Regions from separate parts of the Homo sapiens genome. Here regions 2, 3, 4 and 5 are each linked to region 1. The links are chromatin contacts, found by Hi-C or POLR2A ChIA-PET in ENCODE. All regions are on one chromosome and are shown on one strand. The core of a region is the stretch at or near the end of the contact, and the rest is flanking DNA. Distances in the headings are between cores, read along the strand shown.

Evidence for each region. Hi-C counts contacts between places; a loop is a spot of excess contacts on that map. ChIA-PET counts read pairs that join two places held with the same protein, here RNA polymerase II (POLR2A). Pooled maps may share reads with other maps.
Region 2: a loop to region 1 is called in a map of ascending aorta, with 8 times the contacts of the local background. The contact joins the promoter of SNHG30 here to the promoter of PIGW in region 1. A Hi-C loop is called at or near these places in 2 of 168 maps with a recorded cell type or tissue (B cell and ascending aorta) and 11 of 50 pooled maps. POLR2A ChIA-PET finds 5 or more read pairs at or near these places in 2 of 52 experiments (activated B cell and activated naive CD4-positive, alpha-beta T cell).
Region 3: a pooled map shows a loop between it and region 1 (7-fold over the local background). The contact joins the promoter of TADA2A here to the promoter of PIGW in region 1. A Hi-C loop is called at or near these places in 4 of 37 single-sample maps with no recorded cell type and 12 of 50 pooled maps. POLR2A ChIA-PET finds 5 or more read pairs at or near these places in 3 of 52 experiments (Caco-2, MCF 10A and WTC11).
Region 4: a pooled map shows a loop between it and region 1 (6-fold over the local background). The contact joins the promoter of CCL5 here to the promoter of PIGW in region 1. A Hi-C loop is called at or near these places in 3 of 50 pooled maps. POLR2A ChIA-PET finds 5 or more read pairs at or near these places in 3 of 52 experiments (HEK293, IMR-90 and activated B cell).
Region 5: a pooled map shows a loop between it and region 1 (2.0-fold over the local background). The contact joins the promoter of CCL15-CCL14 here to the promoter of PIGW in region 1. A Hi-C loop is called at or near these places in 1 of 50 pooled maps. POLR2A ChIA-PET finds 5 or more read pairs at or near these places in 2 of 52 experiments (CD8-positive, alpha-beta memory T cell and H1).

What each region holds. Positions count from the first base shown.
Region 1 is chr17:36,533,672-36,536,401 of GRCh38, reverse strand. PIGW (phosphatidylinositol glycan anchor biosynthesis class W) reads right to left here and starts at 1,415. Exons shown (of 2, transcript NM_001346754.2): 1 at 810-1,415. It overlaps MYO19 (myosin XIX), which reads left to right and starts at 1,534. Exons shown (of 26, transcript NM_001163735.2): 1 at 1,534-1,641; 2 at 2,298-2,449. RefSeq lists an enhancer at 2,168-2,730.
Region 2 is chr17:35,566,801-35,569,530 of GRCh38, reverse strand. It overlaps SNHG30 (small nucleolar RNA host gene 30), which reads right to left and starts at 1,417. Exons shown (of 2, transcript NR_135479.1): 1 at 1,030-1,417. It also overlaps the pseudogene RPL39P32. RefSeq lists enhancers at 1,551-1,680, 1,381-2,063.
Region 3 is chr17:37,405,567-37,408,296 of GRCh38, reverse strand. It overlaps TADA2A (transcriptional adaptor 2A), which reads right to left and starts at 1,411. Exons shown (of 16, transcript NM_001166105.3): 1 at 1,348-1,411. It overlaps ACACA (acetyl-CoA carboxylase alpha), which reads left to right and starts at 1,461. Exons shown (of 56, transcript NM_198834.3): 1 at 1,461-2,035. The coding sequence starts at 1,998. RefSeq lists an enhancer at 1-279.
Region 4 is chr17:35,878,945-35,881,674 of GRCh38, reverse strand. It overlaps CCL5 (C-C motif chemokine ligand 5), which reads left to right and starts at 1,315. Exons shown (of 3, transcript NM_002985.3): 1 at 1,315-1,445. The coding sequence starts at 1,370. The region is part of intron 1 of LOC105371745 (a long non-coding RNA gene); the gene reads right to left.
Region 5 is chr17:36,000,721-36,003,450 of GRCh38, reverse strand. CCL15-CCL14 (CCL15-CCL14 readthrough (NMD candidate)) reads left to right here and starts at 1,413. Exons shown (of 7, transcript NR_027922.3): 1 at 1,413-2,034. It overlaps CCL15 (C-C motif chemokine ligand 15), which reads left to right and starts at 1,898. Exons shown (of 4, transcript NM_032965.6): 1 at 1,898-2,034. The coding sequence starts at 1,959. LOC107985068 (a long non-coding RNA gene) reads right to left here and starts at 1,922. Exons shown (of 2, transcript XR_001752854.2): 1 at 1,835-1,922.

The DNA of each region.
Region 1 (2,730 bases), core at 166-2,665:
ATTGAATAGGATTTACTAATGACCTTAAAGCAAATTCAAACGCTAGGGGCCAAGTACATTTTGAAGTTGGGGGCCTTGGTTCCAGTTCAGAGCCTCTCCAAACCTACTGCCTTGGTACAAAACGTGACCCCTGCAGTGATTTCTGGATCCCCAGGCTGCTCCTTTCCTCATTTACAGACAGCTATGTTTTCAGGTTAGGATGGAAGTAGGTACGGTGGGTGCATTAAGAATGGATGTATAGCACATACTAGTGTTAGTTGCTCTTTTATTAAGGGTTGTAAAACACCTCTGAATGCCACACATCATTGTCTGAAAAACGGCATACTGGAAGAACACATTTGTTGGTTAAACATGAACCTAGAGTTTCTAAATGTACCATGAGCTGAATAAGTAAGTGAATGCATGCGTGCATTATGGCCTGTCTGGAACCTGTGACAATATCTCACAGTAACCAACTCAAATCAGTTGACCATTAAAAATAAAAGTCCTAGCCGAGAGAAGTGGTTCATGCCTGCAATCCTAGCGCTTTGGGAGGAGAGAGGATCGCTTAAGGCCAGGAGTGAAAAAAAAAAAAAGAAAAATTAAAAATTAGCTGAGCGTGGTGGTGCGCGCCTGTAATGCCAGGCTGAGGCGGGAGGATCGCTTGAGCCCAGAGGTGGAAGGCAGCAGTGAGCCGAGATCGCGCCACTGCACTCCTACCTGGGCGACAGAGCGAGACTCCGTCTCTTAAAAAATAAACATAAAAATAAAAAGTCTTTTTCCTAACAGACGCCCGACCTGGCCGCGCCCTACCCGTATACCTCACGTACTCCAAATGGTGCCGGCGCCCCCAGCAGACGGTCTACGTGGGAAGGGCAGCCGGACTGCCGCTGCACCCGCCAAACCACGCGGGAACCAGCCGCTTCCGCCTCCCGCGCGGCACTTCCGGCCGACGCAGGCAGCTGGCACTTCCGGGCCGGCCGATTCCGCGCGTCTCCGCCCATCATGGCGCTCGTGCCAGTGTCCCGTGGGCTACCCACTCCTGTCATGTCCTTTGGGCTGGTGCAGGCCAGATCTTCTAGGGCCGTAGCCCTGAGAGGAGCGCCTGGAGAGGAAACGGCGCGCCATGCACCTCACACGGCCCCTCAGACCTCACGGCGAGGCCCTATCAGGGTAATGGTGTCCGCCGGCCTCGCACAACACTCCGCCGCACTCGCACAAGACTCCGCCGCGGCGACCTCTACTGAAAGACCCCCAGTCCTGGTGTCGCCCGAAGGCCCAGGAAACCGTGCTTCCGCGCTTCTCCCCCAGAACGTGGGAAGCTGCCGCTTTACCCTCATTTTACCCCAGGGTCGCAAAACATCTCACCGTAGTTGAAGCCAGCAAGCCGGACCAGGCGTCCCGGCCAAGCCACGTGCGCGCCCCGCGCCGCGAGTGCTCGCCCCGCCCCTAGGGAGGAGCCGGCCGACCCCCGGCCACTTAGCAGTGCCGCAGCCGACGGGGTGCGGTTCGGCGCTCCCAGGTTCCTTTCCTCACTGCACGCTCTTGCCCCTCCTCTTTTCTCTCCTGCCCGTGTTCTTCCCGCCGCCTGACCTGGCCCGCCCGCCTTTCCAGTCTGGCCGGGCGGGGGCCTGAAGCACGGCGGCTCGGGCCGTGGGACCGGTGAGTGTCAACCCGAACCTATATCTGAAGCCCTTCAGACGCGGAAGGGGCTTGGGAGGCCAGTTTGCCCCGCAGCGGTGAGGAAGAAGTAGGCGTCTCCACCTCCCCTTCCAAAGCGCCGTTTCCCTCCTTTTTGCCTTTTCCTTTTGACCCTCTTGTGTCTCACGAGGGGGTAGCCCAGCTCTTGGCTCTTGCTTGAAACAAGTCTTTCTTGATCACCCTCCACCTTTCCACCTGGCCGGCAGGGGGCGGCCTGGGGGGAGAGGGTCCTTGCTCCACTCTTCGCCCAGCTGAGGACCCCGGGAGGGGGCGGCTGGTCCCGGGAGGTGTCAGGGCAGCTGCGCCCTTGGCTGGGGTCACGTCCACCTTCCTGGGAAGGACATACTCTCCCCGTGCCAGGTGCTTCCGGAACGGCATCCCAGCCCTGGGTTTGCGGCACGACGCCCGGACCTTGAGTCCCCGGTTCCCGCCGGGAACCTGGGGGCGGAGCCAGCTGGACTGATGAGATCCTTACCCAGCGCTTCTCAGCGTCTGCCCTCCCACTGTCCTCCATGCCTAGAAAGAAACAGTCTGAGAAGGAGGGACTGGTGATCAGGTTGCCACTTGCCTTGATTCGGTGTTCCATTTACTCATTACCGTCTCCTTTCTGCCCACAGTGTTCACACCCTTTCCAGAAATTCTTGGCTGGTAACCGCGAAACCGACTGGAGCAGGAGCTGGGAGAACTGGAGAAAACTGCTCTAATCTCACTTGACTCCAGCTAGGAGCTGATGCTGCATCGTAATAACATTTGCAGAGCGCTTTCACAGGTATTAGCCCCTTTAACGCTTCATTTAGCCCCGTGAGATCTGGATATTATCACTCCGTTTTGTAAACGAGGAAACAGAGTGAGGCTTAGTTCTTGGGTTCTGTGCCAGGGGCCTTGGGTTTTGGATTCAAACCCCAAACCTGTTGTGCTGCCCCTCTGGACCTATTGCTTGAGATGAGTTCCCAGTTGAAAGAGCTTTGTTCTCTGGAGCCCTCTGCATGGCTGTCCCTTGGATGGGGTACAGTCAGTGTCCAGGGTCAGGATCTTTTAGGGCTGTAGCAC
Region 2 (2,730 bases), core at 168-2,667, 970 kb after region 1:
CTGAGTATACTTTTTTTTTTTTTTTTAAAGATTTTTAACATTATTTGGATTCTTAGTTTGTGGGAAAAGAGTAAGATAGACACATCTAGATTGTTATATAGCTCAGGCTTTTTAAGGGGGATATTTAAACATACAGTATATAACTTTAAAATGCCCAGGTGTGGGGAGATTTGCCTTATCACTCAAAAAAAGGGTCAAGAGTAATCATTCCAAGTTTAGGTTGAAGTGGGTAAGATTACAGCCAGAGATTAAAAGCTCACACATCCATAAGCAAGGTCCCAGTCAGGCATCTGGAAGGGCAAAGGGATGGCTCTGTGCTGGCTGAGTAAAAGGCGCTTTCATGGAGGGATAAATACCCACCCTAAGTATACTTTTTAAACTTTACTCAAGGCCGGGAGCGGTGGCTTTGGCCTGTAATCCCAGCACTTTGGGAGGCCGAGGCGGGTGGATCACGAGGTCAGGAGTTCAAGACCAGCCTGGCCAACATGGTGAAACCCCATCTCTACTAAAAACGCAAAAATTAGCCGGGCGTGGTGGTGTGCGCCTGTAATCCCAGCTACTTGGGAGGCTGAGGCTGAGAACTGCTTGAACCCGGGAGGCGGCGGTTGCAGTGAGCCGAGATAGCGCCACTGGACTCCAACCTGGGAGGCAGAGCGAGACTCCCGTCTCAAAAAAAAAAAAAAAACAAAACAAAAATAAACTTTACTCAAATATCACTTTCTGTTAAATGTCCTTAATTCCTTCAATCATCCCCCTCTTCTAACTCTCACAGCACTTTCTTCCACTACGGCACGCATCACACGCCAACTACTCACCAGTTCACGTTTTCCGCCCTCTCTCCCACTTGCCCAATCACAGAGTTCCTAAAGAACCAGGACTATGTTCTACTAGTCTTTGTAGCCACTGCACTCGGAATGGTGCCTAGTACATAGGAATGAGCGTTTAATTCATTGAATGAGCGACTCTTCCTACTAAACCCTAAGCTCCTAGATTATAAAAGCATCAACACAAGTTATAAATCCGACTTACCTCCAACATTTCACGTAGGTAAAGACCATACCTCAAGCACCTCCAAGCCCTCATTTCCCCAGCCTCTACCTCATGGCCCTCTGCACAGCCATCTGCGCACAACCAGTGCTTACACACAGGAGGCCCTCAAAATAATACTAATAATCTAAGGTCCAAATCCCACGAACTCCCGGGAAGACTGAGAGTGAGGCTGGAGCCAAGGCTTGAACCAAACACCCAGGAAGGAATCTGCAGCCCGCTTTTCTAAGTCGTAAAACTCCTACGACCTGGACTCTCTCAGGAAGCCTGCTCCGGCCTGAGGAGGATGGAGGTAGCCAAGCTCTCCAGATTTCTGTCCCGGGCCAAAGGTGCTTCCAGCTTCCCTCTCCTTTGCTTCTCCGCCCGGCTCAGGTCTTACAGCCTAGCGCGGCTCTCGCCGAACAACCAATCCCACGGCGGCCATCGGGTCACGTGGGCGCCCCTGAGGCGGGGCTGGTGGGAGGAGCAGCCAATCGAAGGCCGAGGCCAACGTCAGGGGTGGAGCAAAAGGGATGGCGGACGCATCTTTTCCGTCACTTCTTTGCGTCGCGGTCTCTATCCTGAGAGACCAGTCGCTTTCCAAGTTCTGAGCAATTCTCCCCCGCCCCCTCCACAATTCCTCGCCGTCGGCCGTCGGGGTGACTGTTAGGCAGAGTGGTTTTGCCTGTACCCTGTTTCATAACTGGGAATGAGCATTTGAGGCAGGATTATAGTGTGTGTGCCCTGGGATTGCGGGAAGAAATGGTTTTGGGTTTTTTTTTTTTTTTTTTTTGTGACAGGGTCTCACTCAAGTCGCCCAGGCTGGAGTGCAGTGGCGCGATCTCGGCTCACTGCCACTTCCGCCTCCCAGGCTCAGGCTATTCTCCTGCTTCGGCCTTCTGAGCAGCTTGGATTACAGGCAGGCGTCACCACGCCCGGCTGATTTTATTTATTTATTTATTTATTTATTTATTTATTTATTTATTTTCCTGAGATGGAGTTTCGCTCTGTCGCCCAGGCTGCAGTGTAGTGGCGCGATCTCGGCTCACTGCAACCTCCGCCTCCCAGGTTCAAGCGGTTCTCGTGCCTCAGCCTCCCGAGTAGCTGTATTACAGACACCCATCATCATGCCGGGCTAATTTTTGTACTTTTGTAGAGACGGGGTTTCAACGTGTTGGCCAGGCTGGTCTTGAACTCCTGACCTCAGGTGATCCTACCGCCTCGGCCTCCCACAGTGCTGGGATTACAGGCGTGAGCCACCGTGCCCGGCCTCAACTGTGTTTAGATTGGTGGGGGGCAGAGAGCGAAAGGAGGGAAAGCTATTGCAATGGTCCAGGTGAGAGCTAATAGGAGCTTAAATTAGATTGGCAGTGGAAATAGAGGAGTGGCATATGAAAGGCGAATGAGGATTGTGATGAATGTTAGACAGGAATGGGTAAAAGGACATGAAGAAGTAAAATGGAGAGTCTTCTGTACCAGACCCACTCAAGGCCTCTTTCGTTCGTTAAGGATTGGAGAGATTAGACAGTGAAGACAATGTGCCTTTGCGCGTGCTATTTCCTCTACCTGGTTTATCTTTCTCCCATCCATCTCCCTTTCTCTCAACCTGTTGCTTGCTTGCTTTCTTTTTTTTTTTTGAAATGAAAGGTCTCACATATTTATTACTGAACTCAGCCAACCAAAGCGTTCATAACAGATTCAGAG
Region 3 (2,730 bases), core at 162-2,661, 870 kb before region 1:
TGAGCAACAAGTGTGAAACTCCCTCTCAAAAAACAAAAACAAAAACAGACGTCCAGTAAAGGATGCACAGTCAATAGGGACTGATCAACACTCGAAAAAGCACAGTAGGAGGCCGGGTGCGGTGGCTCACGCCTGTAATCTCAGCACTTTGGGAGTCCCAGGTGGGCAGATAACCTGAGGTCAGGAGTTCGAGATCAACCTGGCCAACACAGCGAAACCCCATCTCTACTAAAAATACAAAAAATAGCCAGGTGTGGTGGCGGGCGCCTGTAATCCCAGGTACTCGGGAGGCTGAGGCAGGAGAATCGCTTGAACCTGGGAGGCAGAAGTTGCAGTGTGTTGAGATGGCGCCATTGCACTCCAGCCTGGGCGAAAGAAACGCCATCTCAAAAAATAAAAAAATAGTAGGGCCGGGCGTGGTGGCTCACGCCTGTAATCCCAGCACTTTGGGAGGCCGAGGCGGAAGGATCACTTGAGGTCAGGAGTTCGAGACCAGCCTGGCCAACATGGTGAAACCCCACCTCTGCTGAAAATACAAATATTAGCTGGGCGTGGTGGCCCACGCCTCAGGCACGAGAATCGCTTGAGCCTGGGAGGCGGAGATTGCAGTGAGCCGCGATCGTGCCACTGCACTGCAGTACAGCCTAGGAGAAAAAAAAAAAAAGGCAAAAAAGCACAATATTGCAGTCTGCAGAATCTTCTTTCTCCCCCTTTCACAAGAGACCACATTCTGACACCAACTTCCGTGGAAACACTGGCGCTAGCTCCAAACTAACAATCGCCAAATTCGAATCAGTTACCGGGAGAAGGAAGTGAGGCACTTCGCCGGGCAGGAGTCCACGTTGGGAGGAGGAAAGGCGCAGGCTCCCGAGTTGTGGAGCCAACGTTCAAATCCTTACGGGGTGGGACCGGCCTGGGCCAGTCATTTTACCTGCGCCTCAGCTCTAACAGGGTACTGAAATACCTACTTTGGGGGGCCTGCTAGGAAATTCAAATGGGCAACGCTGGTCAGGGGCATCTGGCACAGTGGCCATTCTTGGTAGAGCTACGCGCTCCAGGGCTGAGCGGGAAATGGCGAGGCCGGGGCACTGGGGCACCGCCCAGACGCGGGGCGGGCCCCCGGGGTCAGGCCCGGCCCCACACCGCCCTCCCCCACAGAGCGGCGAGGCCCGCCGCTGCCCGCCCGCCGGCCCGCCAGCCTGCCGCGTCAAGCCCGCCGCCGGGGCCCGCAGCCCGCGACTCCTCCCCCGCCGCACCTCGTGGCCCCCGCTTCTCCCTAGTCCCGCTAGAGGGGCTCGCGCTCCGCCACCCGCCCGCCCGCCCGCCCAGCGCTGCCTGGCGCCTCACCTCGCCGAGACCCCCTAATCCGCGCCAAAGAGCCGCCGGTCGCGCGCGCCTCCGGGCTTTGCGTGCGCGCCCCCGGGCGGCGCAGTGGCGAGCGCGCCGCGTGCCGCGCGCCCGCCGCCTCCGCCCCTCGGCCGTGGAGGCCCCCGCCGGGTGCTGAGCGCCCGCCACCGCCCTCTTGGCCTTTTCCCGGTCCCCGCCGCGCGCCTGCTGCTGTCCCCGTGCCCGAGGACTGGGAGGATGGGGCTGAGCCGCTTGCCTGACTTTTGATCCGACCAGTAATCACTTTGCCCGTGTGGCGCGTGGCCCGTTGCCTGAGGCTTCCTGGCGCGTGGGGCTGTTTGGTCCCCTCCGGAGTGCGGTGAGGCGGGCCGAGCCGGGACTGCCTGGGTTTGGGGATAACGTTCCCATCTCCACCCCTGTTGCAGCAAGGGAAATTGAGGCTGAGGGAACTGGGCCCAGGGACGGCGAGCCGTGGCGCCTCTCCAGTCCGGGCCCCGAAGGGCTGCTCGTGGATGAACCAGACTGATTTTAAGGGGTGAAGAGGGTGCGTTTCAATCAGATGCTCCTGGAACGTCGAAATTGTCTTCTTTGGAAAGAACCATCCCCTCTTTGGGCTTCAGAGGCCCAAATTGAGGCGCAATGATGAGAGGATGTGGTGGTCTACTCTGATGTCAATCTTGAGGGCTAGGTATGTCCCAAGATCTCTTATTACTGCTGTTAATGATGATTCTAATAGCTACCATTTGTCGAGTACTTATTGCATGCCAGACATTGCACAAAGCAGGTTACACATACGGTCTCATTTAAAACTTGTGAGGTAGGCACCTGTTGTTATCCCTATTTTCCAGGTGAAGAAATCTAGGCACTGACATAAATAACTTGGGATCACACTGCTAGGAAGTACTGGGGAAGGGAATTCAAACCATGGTTTATCTGAACTATATAACTGTTACATCTATTTAGAAGTCTGCCTTTGATAAATTTGCCCAACCTTTTTTTAGAATTCACTTACACTTTATGCCTGTGTGAACCCTTTCATTCTTTTTTGGTATATGCATAATACAAGTTCATTCCAAAAAAAAAAAAAAAAAAAAGCCCTGCCGGGCGCGGTGGCTCACGCCTGTAATTCCAGCACTTTGGCAGGCCGAGGCGGGCGGATCACAGGGTCTGGAGTTCTAGACCAGCCTGACCAACATGGTGAAATCCCGTCTCTACTAAAAATACAAAAAATTACGCGGGTGTGGTGGCAGGCACCTGTAATCCCAGCTACTCCGGAGGCTGAGGCAGTAGAATCGCTTGAACCCTGGGGGCAGAGGTTACAATGAGCCAAGATCTTGCCATTCCACTCCAGCCTGGGCAACGAGAGCGAAACTCTGTCTCAAA
Region 4 (2,730 bases), core at 66-2,565, 650 kb after region 1:
TTATTATTCAGATGCCAATTTCAGCCTAGCCCGGACCAAATTGTTGCTAATTCTGAACTACTAAAATAGGAATTGATGAAGACTTACTGTATCCAGTTCTTTGGAATGCAGTAAGGACCCTAGCTCTAATCCAGAAGTTCCACATGGGTTCAGTTTTGAGGATACTCCTAACCACGAACCCTTTAATGTTGGGCAGTACTTAATGGACAGAGCACTGAAGTGGGAGTGAGGGCAACTGGGTTCTGATCCCAACTCTGTCATTCATTTGCTGTGTGTTCTTAGCAAGTCACTCCTGCTCACTGGGCCTTGGTTTCCTCTTGTGCAACTGAAGAACATGGAAAAAATGATCCCTAAAGTCCTTTGAAGCTTTCATATTCTGTAACTTTTGTGCCCAAGAAGGCCTTACAGTGAGATGGGATCCCAGTATTTATTGAGTTTCCTCATTCATAAAATGGGGATAATAATAGTAAATGAGTTGACACGCGCTAGGACAGTGGAATAGTGGCTGGCACAGATAAGCCCTCGGTAAATGGTAGCCAATAATGATAGAGTATGCTGTAAGATATCTTTCTCTCCCTCTGCTTCTCAACAAGTCTCTAATCAATTATTCCACTTTATAAACAAGGAAATAGAACTCAAAGACATTAAGCACTTTTCCCAAAGGTCGCTTAGCAAGTAAATGGGAGAGACCCTATGACCAGGATGAAAGCAAGAAATTCCCACAAGAGGACTCATTCCAACTCATATCTTGTGAAAAGGTTCCCAATGCCCAGCTCAGATCAACTGCCTCAATTTACAGTGTGAGTGTGCTCACCTCCTTTGGGGACTGTATATCCAGAGGACCCTCCTCAATAAAACACTTTATAAATAACATCCTTCCATGGATGAGGGAAAGGAGGTAAGATCTGTAATGAATAAGCAGGAACTTTGAAGACTCAGTGACTCAGTGAGTAATAAAGACTCAGTGACTTCTGATCCTGTCCTAACTGCCACTCCTTGTTGTCCCCAAGAAAGCGGCTTCCTGCTCTCTGAGGAGGACCCCTTCCCTGGAAGGTAAAACTAAGGATGTCAGCAGAGAAATTTTTCCACCATTGGTGCTTGGTCAAAGAGGAAACTGATGAGCTCACTCTAGATGAGAGAGCAGTGAGGGAGAGACAGAGACTCGAATTTCCGGAGGCTATTTCAGTTTTCTTTTCCGTTTTGTGCAATTTCACTTATGATACCGGCCAATGCTTGGTTGCTATTTTGGAAACTCCCCTTAGGGGATGCCCCTCAACTGGCCCTATAAAGGGCCAGCCTGAGCTGCAGAGGATTCCTGCAGAGGATCAAGACAGCACGTGGACCTCGCACAGCCTCTCCCACAGGTACCATGAAGGTCTCCGCGGCAGCCCTCGCTGTCATCCTCATTGCTACTGCCCTCTGCGCTCCTGCATCTGCCTCCCCATGTAAGTCCTGGTCTTGACCACCACAGCCCCTGGAGTCAGACTCTGCCTAGAATGCCTACCCCATCCCAATGACTGTCCCACACCTTGCCCTCTTTTCAACTGTAGCATGAATACTGTCTGAACCCCATTATTTACATTCTTATGAATTGTCTTACCCATATGTCCTGTTGTCCTTGAGAGATCTCTATGCTGCTTCATGGCAGGGATCTCCTGATCAGTTTTTCTGTCTTTAAGGTCTACACCCTCAAGGCCTACAGGTGTTCACTGAGTGTGGACTCATGTTGGGGAGATTAGTAGTCATGAGTAGCTCACACTGACTTTGAAACACGTCTGACTCATGCCTGTCAGCAGCAGGGTTTCTAAGAAATTTAACTAAACTAAAACTTCCTGAGACCCTGAGACAGCCATATTCTCTCTCATTTCATAAATGTAAAAAAAATTGGCTTATGAGAGGGTATGTGGCTTTATTAGAGTGAATACATTTAAAAAACAAATAAAAACAAGGAGAGGATAATAAAAGCTAATTAAATGGTTACTATGGATCAGGCATTGTGCTGATTTTGGCACATCTTTTTTTTTTTTTTTTTTTTTTTTGAGATGGAGTCTTCGCTCTGTCGCCCAGGCTGGAGTGCAGCGGCACGATCTCGGCTTACTGCAAGCTCCGTCTCCCGGGTTCATGCCATTCTCCTGCCTCAGCCTCCGGAGTAGCGGGGACTACAGGCACCCGCCACCACACCCTGCTAATGTTTTGTATTTTTTAGTAGAGACGGGGTTTCACCATGTTAGCCAGGATGGTCTCGATCTCTTGACCTCGTGATCCGCCCGCCTCGGCCTCCCAAAGTGCTGGGATTACAGGCGTGAGCCACCGTGCCCAGCCGATTTTTGTACATCTTATTTAATACCCACAACCCTTCTTTGAGTAGCTGTCCTTGATGTACAGATGGGAAAACAGAGAGGTTAAGTAACTTGTCCATGGAGGCACACAGCTAGGAAATGGGGAGACTGGTATTCAAACCTGGTTCCATCTTGCTGGGAAAATAAAAACTACTCCTCTGCTGGGAAGTGGCAACTGATGCTTCCCAACGTCATCTTGAATTAACTGACCAACAAGAAGTTCTCTGTTGAGAGCCCTTCTCACTGAAGCTCAACCAGAGCTCCCAAGATACAATATGCATCTCCAGGCCCTTCTTAGGATCCTGGCTGAGTCATGGAGCCTGAGCTTTGGAAGCCTCCCCACAACCTGCCCTAGGTCTCAAAGAAACCAAGTTCCAAATCCATTGAGGAT
Region 5 (2,730 bases), core at 164-2,663, 530 kb after region 1:
AGAATGTGACTGGTGCTATCGTAGATTTAAGTACCAGATAGATGCTGTACCAGAAACACTGAAAAGGGACACCTGGCCCAGCCTCGTGGGAGCGACAGCCAAGAAGTCTTTCTGGCAGAGCTGACTGCTGAGTAGAGTTAATGGGTTGCTAGGAATTAGTATTGCACAGGGCCAATTTACCCATTAGGCATTTAGTATTGGGGTCCTGAAAAAAAAAATTAACTCCAAAAGAAAAAAGTATAAAATCTAAATTAATAGGTGCATCACTATTTAAACTTAATATGCATTTAAATGCCATTACATTAGAAACTAGAGGAGTTGTGCATATAAGGAGAACCCTATTCTGAAGGACTTTCTACACTCATACACAAACCTTGGAGTTGACTCAAGTCCATGAGAAGCCACTGGCAGATTCTGTTTGAAAAATCACAGCCAAGTTCGCAGATTAGAGAATTCCCTCTGGTGGCCACCCTTTATCATAGGCTTTGGAGGCACTTGAAGGTCCAAGATGGGGTGGTTAGAACTTGACGTGGCATCATCAGTGCCTGGGAAGGTCTTCTAGCCTCTAATCTTGAGATTTTCCAGTTCTCCATTTTCGTGGCCAGCTTGACTCATTCTTACCTTTGAAGTCCCTTTGTTTGGGAGGCCGAGGCAGGTGGATCACCTGAGGTCAGTAGTTCGAGACCAACCTGACTAATATGGTGAACACCCCCGTCTCTACTAAACATACAAAATTAGCTGAGTGTGGTGGCACATGCCTGTAATCCCATCTACTCAGGAGGCTGAGGCAGGAGAATCGCTTGAACCCAGAAGGTGGAGTTTGCAGTGAGTGAGAATGCACCACTGCACTCCAGCCTGGGCAACAAGAGCAAAACTCCGTCTCAAAAAAAAAAAAAATCCCTGTTTCATAGTAGGTAGTTATTCAGACATGAGCAGGGCGGGAGAGCCCCCTGCCCCACCATGAATGTCAGACAACCATCAGATGATGGTCAGGCAGTTGTTACACTGTCTCTCTAAAACAGTAATTGGTCAAAGCCAGCACCAGCAAAGACAGTCTCCCAATAGATAGAAATATCTCAAACTGGTGATCAACAGTTTCCCATTAAGATCTCAGGAGTCAGGCAAGTAGGCTCAAGTATGTGCACTAAGAGGCAAAATGGCAGAGTTCAACTGGTATGTGACCTAGGAACACTTGACTGGTCAAGAAGGAATGCCTCAAGTGAGCATGCGTACAACTCCAGTAAGCACACTGTGCATGCAGCCCCTCCCTAGTGCTGGCAGACCACTGCGCATGCGGAATGCCAGCATATAAAACCCCAATCCAAAGGTCAAACCAGGCACTTGAATCTCTCCAGTCACCTGCTTGGCACTTTTCCAAGTGTTCTTTACTTTCATTCCTGCTCTAAATCTTGTCTCGGTCTCTCACTCTGCCTTATACCCCTCAGTTGAATTATTTCTTCTGAGGAGGCAAGAACTGAGGCTGCTGCAGACTGATATGGATTCACCACTGCTAACACCTCCTGGTTGGAACTACAGGAATAGAACTGGAAAGGGAAAAAAGGCAGCATTCACCACATCCCAATCCTGAATCCAAGAGTCTAAGATAGTCCCCCACTCCTATCTCAGGCTTAGAGGATTAGATTAATCTCCTGGAGGGAAGACTCTTCCTTGAAACATTTTTTTTTATCTGCCTGTAGCTATTGGGATAATTCGGGAAATCCACAGGGACAGTTCAAGTCATCTTTGTCCTCTACTTTCTGTTGCACTCTCAGCCTTGTTCTCTTTTTAGAAACTGCATGGTAACTATTATATAGCTAAAGAAGAGCATTCTGACCTCTGCCCTGGGACTTCCTGGATCCTCCTCTTCTTATAAATACAAGGGCAGAGCTGGTATCCCGGGGAGCCAGGAAGCAGTGAGCCCAGGAGTCCTCGGCCAGCCCTGCCTGCCCACCAGGAGGATGAAGGTCTCCGTGGCTGCCCTCTCCTGCCTCATGCTTGTTGCTGTCCTTGGATCCCAGGCCCAGTTCACAAATGGTGAGTCCAGTGAGCTTTCTCCCAGGTGACCAGGTCCATGGTAACTCAAGCTCTGGGACGGAGACATGTTGTGACTACTCTCCAGCCCAGACATGGTTATGGAACTTATTTAAAAAGCACCAGCAGGGTATAGACCTGGCTCTGTCTGCAGCCTTTGGACCCTGGCGGGGAAAGGTACACAGATGACTGGTCCCATTTGGGGCCAATTATTTCCCTTTTCACAGCAAAAATTATCTGATTTTTTCCCTTAGCTGATATTTTAGCTGGAACAAAAGAACTGTAATTAAATTGTAAATTTGTAAAAAGAATCATACAATTTTATGGTGCTAGAACTGCTATCTACCATCTGGTGTAAAATTATGATTTGTGAGAGGAAAAGGAACCAGCCAGGTAAGTGACTCACCCAAGATCACTGTCTCACTTGTTCCTGTGGAATCTTAATTTGTGGAGGTGAATGTCAACGCAAAGAGGTCAATGACATTGAAAAAAGAATGTATTATTTACATTTCCCAAGAGAAGGAGGTACACCGTGACACACGGGGCCCCAAGGGAAGCATCCAGGGCAGGAGTCACGGGCAGGAGTCACGGGCAGGAGTCACAAACAGGAGGGAAGGGACAACCTATGCCAGAACCTTTATTGGGGTTTCTCGGGGGAAAGCAAGGCAGCACAGAGCATACACTTTAGGGCTGGGTAGT